2 separate regions of the Homo sapiens genome follow, and region 1 is linked to region 2. Evidence: chromatin loops called from intact Hi-C (ENCODE). Cell type or tissue: Caco-2. All regions are shown on one strand. Links, peaks and the distances in the headings refer to the core of each region. The heading gives the core; the rest is flanking DNA. Region 1 has its middle 30 kb from the start of LINC02038. Region 2 has its middle 67 kb from the start of LINC02038.

Region 1 (2,910 bases), core at 137-2,636, 97 kb after region 2:
AATGTTAGGGCAGGCCTCTAGCCCACACTTTATCTTTGTGTGTATTAGAAAACAGTGCCCCTTTTGCTGTCTGGGTAACCCCATCCAAGCATATAGCTTAGGACGTGGAGGGTGGTTGGGATTCCATCCCCATTTGGCCCCGTGGCCAGGTGTCCTTGTGCTGTGTAAACCCTGCACACCCTTACCTGGCTGTTGTGGAAGAAAATCAATCCACACTCTATTAGCATAAGGAACAATTCCCGGGACAAGGGCATGGGAGAGCCACAGTGGGACATTCTCAGTCCTTTAGGATCTCACACTACCCTGGCCTGCAGCCTCTCTCTACCTCTCCTGAATTAATAGCACCTTGTCTTCATCTCAATCAGTGATCCAAACACATGAAGAACCAAAGTACCCAGGGCCCCTTTCCCTGAAGCAAATCAGCTGGTCCACATACATGTCTGAAGTCCACGGGCTCGCCAGTCTGTGTGGGCTCTGCTGGCTCCACTGCATGCACAGAGCCTCCAACTCACAGAGCTACACTCACCATACCCCGCTAACACAGTGGAGAGAAGTTCCTGTCAAGTGGAGGGACTGGAGGAAACTTCATTTGGTGAGGACTTCTGTGGGGGGCTAAAGACTAAGCAGGCAGAGGTCATGGAAGTCCACCCATGAGCCAAGTCTAGGCGGTGGGGAACATGGGCGCAGCTGAGAAGAACGTGCCAAGGTCAAGTGAGCTGTGTGTGAAGAAGAGCAGTGGGTGAGGTGGGTTCTGAGTGTCAAGGGTAGGAAGGGGCAGGCAGGAGCAGGTCATAGCGGTCCTGAATGCTAAGACAAGCAGTTCAGAGGCCACCTGGTCTTCACGCTGACAATCTCAGCTGCACTCTCTGAGGAGACCTACAGGGCAAATCTTTCCGTGCGGTTGGTAATTTTTGACACTAGAAAAGTGTGAGTTCAAGAATGTGAGTTACACTCTCACCCAGTCAAGATGCTGGTCTTTCTCCTCAACGTGGGACTTGTTCTGAGTGAAGCCAGTACAGTGCCCGGAAGAAAGCATTGATCTTGAATCTGCTCAAGCAGGTGGCTAATTGTGTGATTGAGAACTCTGAATTTTGCCCCGTAGAGTCCCTATGCAGCAGGGCTGTGATATGCTCATCTGTGTATCATTATTCATTCATTTGTTCATTCTTCATACATCAGCCTCCAACTGAGGTTTTCCTTCAAGCCAGGTCACCACGAGAGCCAAGGACAAATCGAAGCAGCAGCAGACTGGGTCCCTCATGCCTTTCTTTATTCTCTTAGAGCCTCCATCGTAGTAAATTGCCTCTGAGAGAAGGATGAAAGACATAAATATATGCTTCTTATCTCTCAGGCAGGTGCAGTTTTGTTTTCTCTTCTGGACAGGGTATGTTGCTTAGGAAGTCTTGCAGGTAAGTGGCTGGAATGTCTCTAAAAGCCTGAGGCTAGAAATGTGAGGGCCGGTGGCCTGGAATGCAGCCTTCTATTGCTGGGACAAAAACACCTGTGAACTTTTCTTTGCGTGCTTGTATTTAGCTTTGCAGTGCAGCTGTGCATAGCCCTTTATTCCTCTATAGACTCTGTTTCTTGAAGCAAAAGACCCCAGTCCCCTATTGCCTCTCCCTCAGCTCCGCCTGTGTCTAGCGTCCGGCTAGGTGCAAAGTAGGTGATAAGTTAATGAATGTTTAACTGAATAACCCTTTCCTGCTCTGGGGTAATACCCAATACAAAGTCCTCTCTGCCCTCACGCCTCTACCCTCCAAACACACATTGACACCCTCACCCCAGACTGCAGGTGGCACTAGAAGAGCTGGGAGGGTCTGAGGTAGTGGGGGTGAGGGGCTGGGGCCTTGATTTAAACACAGACATCTTCCTGCTAGATTTCACACTGGAAAACAAATCCCAGCTTTTGTTCAAACCCTGGTTCATTGGAAGTAGTGCCCCACCCCTGGGAGGCTAAGGAGTAGGCAAACAGGATTCATGCTTATCCAAAAGGCTGATCCACACTTGAGACCTGTCCTCATCAGAGCACTGCAGTCTCACCAGTTAACAAGAGTCCCCATGAAAATTTCCTGCAGCAAACGTGACAGACGTGCTGTTTTGCAAATTGTGGCCTGCATTTGCCTAATCCCCTAGCCTGGGCAGATGCATATGAAAGGACTCCCCAAGGCTGCAGGAAGAAACAAGGGAGGCCTCCCTTCCCCCAGCACAGTCAGAGGACCCCAAGCTGGCCATGGCCCATTCCCGCCCACTGGTAGCTTCCCCTTGGTTTGGAAAACTGGAAGGTGATTGAAGAATAATGTTTCTATAGAGGTCACTAAATTGTACTGGCCACAACCTGTGCCAGGTCCTATATTCTTTCATTTCATTCTCACAATCACTTCCCAGGGGTGCTGGTGCTATTCCTGTTTTGCAGATGAAGAGACCAAGAGAGGCTAAGTTGGGGTTAAGTAACTCTCCAAAGTCCTCTATTGGGTAGGTAACAGAGTCAGGACTCCAGTCAGATCATGCGGAGCATCCAATTCGTGGTCTCTCCACTACAATGCACTCAAGCCCAGGTAGAATGCAAGAGGCAATTTGGTCTCCTCTCCAAAGCTCCACCCCCACATGATGCTCCAGGCTTCTCTCTTCCCCTGTCCCGTTCCTCTGGCATCAGCATTACAATGTCTCTGCATTCTCTGCAAAGTGAGTTATTATTTTAGAGAAAATGTGGATATGGCTCAGTTGACTTTGTTACAGGAATAGACACCCCCAGTGCCAAGAGGTCCCTTAATGCCCTGCTTGTGGGGAAATGAACATAAGCCGCCACTCTGAAGCTGTCAGGCCGCAGTGAGTAATGATCCCAAGGCTTGGCTATCTTCATGACATTTGATAGTCATTTTGCCATTCTTGTTCTCATTTAGTGAGCCTTGA
Region 2 (2,910 bases), core at 231-2,730:
AGTGGTGTGTGCCTGTAGTTCCAGCCACTTGAGAGGCTGAGGCAGGAGGATTGCTTCAGCCTGGGAGGTTGAGGCTGTAGTGAGCCACTACACTCCAGCCTGGACGACAGAGCGAGACCCTATCTCTAAAAAATATTAAAAAGCCAGTGGAGAAAGTGCCTACGATCACCTCCAGCACAAGGCATAACGTGGCAAGTGCCTAAAAAGAAGCAGAGGGAAGTGGTGCTGGCCGGAAAGAATGAGCCGGACATTATCAAGCAGAGATGGCAGGCAGAAGGCGTGACAGTTTTGCAGAGGAAATGGCATAAACAAAGATATGTGTGAGAAAAATGAAGGCCTTGCTCACGGAAACAGTGCTGTGAAGTGACTGAGAGTGAGGATTCTGTGCCCTTAGAAGAGTTATTCAAACTTCCCATCCCTTAGTCTTCACTGTAAGTGGGGGCCGTTATCCTCATCTGCCTGGGAGAGGTCTGTCAATGAGAGTTGCCTGTGTTGTACTCTAGAGGTGCAGGGCGAATGGTAGCTTTCACTATTATGAATTTACGAAATTTTTATGAAATGCCAAAAAGTTCCGTGAGGCATAGAAATGTGATCAGCAGGAAGTCAGGCTGATAGCAAAGAGTCTTGAATGCCAGGCTGAAGAGACAAAAGAAGGAGGGAGAGTTCCAGGCTTGCTTTATTCTAAAAGTCACCAGAGGAGCTTCTGAAAATGAAGTCCCTCATCTTCCTACTCTGACATGGGGCCCAGGGAGCTGGATTTTAGCAAGAGTCCCTGGTGATTCTTATGCGGATGCGGCTTAAGAAAATAAATGTTTTTAACCTGAAGGTTGAAGGGGGCATTGTCTTCAACTGCTGAGCTGGTGGACCCATCTGCAAACCAACGATATGCCGACTACTCCCAGTTCTCCTTGTGCAAAGCCAGCAACTGCTAAATAGTTGGAGCTGATAGTTGGAAGGAGGAAGCATGTGGTCCGGGATTGAAGGAGAGCTCTGGGGACCTTTCGAGGAGCCACCCTTCCCCTGTGGCTGTGCAAGGTGGTGACCCAAGCTCATGTTCTCGTCCCAGCTCCAACGCTGCCAAGTCACTGTGTGTCACTTGGATGATTCTTGCCTCTTTTCTGAGCTGCAACTTCCTCCTCTGTTTGAAAAAACAGAAAGTTGAGAGGTCTGAATTGGGCAAACTCTAAAGTCCCTTCCAGTTCCAACTTTATCTGTTTATCAAACAGCCTAATCTTTGCAAAAGCACTTGCAATGGCTACAGCCTGGAGACAGTCTTTGCAAACTTTGCAGTCAGACTCAAGGCTCTGGGGGTTATGCAAAGGGCACTGAATACTCCTGCCATCAAGATAACAGAAGGAACCCTTCTCTGGGGAGGGTTGTTCACATGCACCTCAGTACACGCAGCTCTGAGAGCTGGGACTTGTCTGATTTAACCCTTATCACCCTGCAGCATTTGGTGGGGCCAAGGTGGAAGCAGTTAGTCAGTTACCTCTGACTTTCTGGCACTTCCTTTGCCTGAAACAAGCCAATTGGGTTTTAGTGCTCTCTGATCAGAAGCTTCATGAGTCTGTGGTGTGAAAAGTGAAGAAAATAAGTGTCTTTGATTTCAGATAAATCACTTATGCACTCCAGGACTCAGTTTCTTTGTCTGAAAAATTTTCACTCCCTGAAAGAGGATACTTTTGCTTCTTAATTGCCATCAAATTTGGATGGCACAACTTTTACTGAATTCTTTTTTTTATCCCACAAAATTGAGAAATGGTCAGACTTTTTAGGACCAGTTTAAAAATAATAGTTTCATCTCAAGCAAAAGGCTGGCTTTCTATTCACCTTATCTCTGTTAAAGGCATCTTTACATTTTGAGGCAGAAAGTGGTAACAGTGACCTCACTCAGGGCCTTTCTCCCTGGCGGCTTCCACATACCTCTGCACACACAGATCTGAGGGATCTGACTTAACCTTTATCTCACTCATTGAGTTTTCAACTGAGTAGATTTATGAAATATCCATCTAAAGAGTCACAATGATTTCTTGATATATTTTCTAAAGCAAAAGGTGGGGGAAAATGTCTGAGACTGTAATCCCTTGCTAATTGATTTTCTCATTTCCAGATTCAAGGGTCTGGAGATAATAATTTGCAAAGGGGAAAAATATAAACTCTCAGGAAAACACACTGCTCAGGGTATAGGGGAGGAGGGTGCTGTGTGAGGAGTGGCTTGTGGCAACATGACTGGGGAATGAAGAAGAGTTAGGGCATAGCGATTTTATGAAAAAGGCCGAAGGAGTGAAGGTGGATGGGACTCCAGGACTCTGATAGCTTCTGGCTAGTTGGTCTTCTCCTGCCTTCTAGGGCAGTACCATTTTCCTTACACCGTTATTTTGCCCCCGGACGCCTCCTTGTATATCCGCCCTCCCATCCTCTGAGGAAGGCACTGGTCTCCCTGAATAGCAAGGTTTGCTTTCCTTCACCATGGCTGCCTGCCCCCTGAGCATCGAGCCTCTGGTCTGGCCTGGGGGCCACCAGGGCACCCCACTCTCCCACCTTGAAGCAGGGCACAGACAGCAGAGGAGTCTTCCATAGGAGTCAGGTCCTGAGGGCAACTTCCCTGTTCTCCCTCCACAGCACGCTGGGTCCTCACCAGGGCCACCCTCTATATGCCAGGCAGAAGGACTCCTGGAATCCCCACTTCAGCTGCTGAGGCCCACAGAGGAGTGGGTGAGAGGCTGACTGTCAGAGGTTGCTGAGAACCCAAGGTGCCTGAGAAGGGGTAGCTTGAAGTAATCCCATCCAAGAGTGTCAACGTGCAGTTTCTATTTGACTGCGCAAAGTTCTGGTGACAAATATTTATTGAGGCCTCCTAAAAGCCCTGTGCTCAAGTGTGCTTCAGGGCATAAAGAGAGGAAAGAAATG

Evidence for each region. A loop is a pair of places that touch in the nucleus more often than their neighbours do. Peaks named below come from ENCODE experiments on the same cell type or tissue, not always from the same donor. Only the 100,000 strongest peaks of a DNase experiment are listed, where the experiment ranks them.
Region 1: it touches region 2 in a loop (7-fold over the local background); 1 of 110 quality-filtered maps calls a loop at or near these places.

What each region holds. Positions count from the first base shown.
Region 1 is chr3:193,812,209-193,815,118 of GRCh38, reverse strand. No RefSeq gene overlaps it. Among named protein-coding and RNA genes, the nearest start is that of LINC02038, 30 kb to the left of the region's middle. RefSeq lists enhancers at 1-27, 1,850-2,759. In Caco-2, for the core only: no CTCF peak of the experiment used is centred there; DNase peaks (open chromatin) are centred at 843 and 1,448.
Region 2 is chr3:193,909,520-193,912,429 of GRCh38, reverse strand. No RefSeq gene overlaps it. Among named protein-coding and RNA genes, the nearest start is that of LINC02038, 67 kb to the right of the region's middle. In Caco-2, for the core only: no CTCF peak of the experiment used is centred there; a DNase peak (open chromatin) is centred at 1,319; H3K4me3 peaks cover 1,115 bases.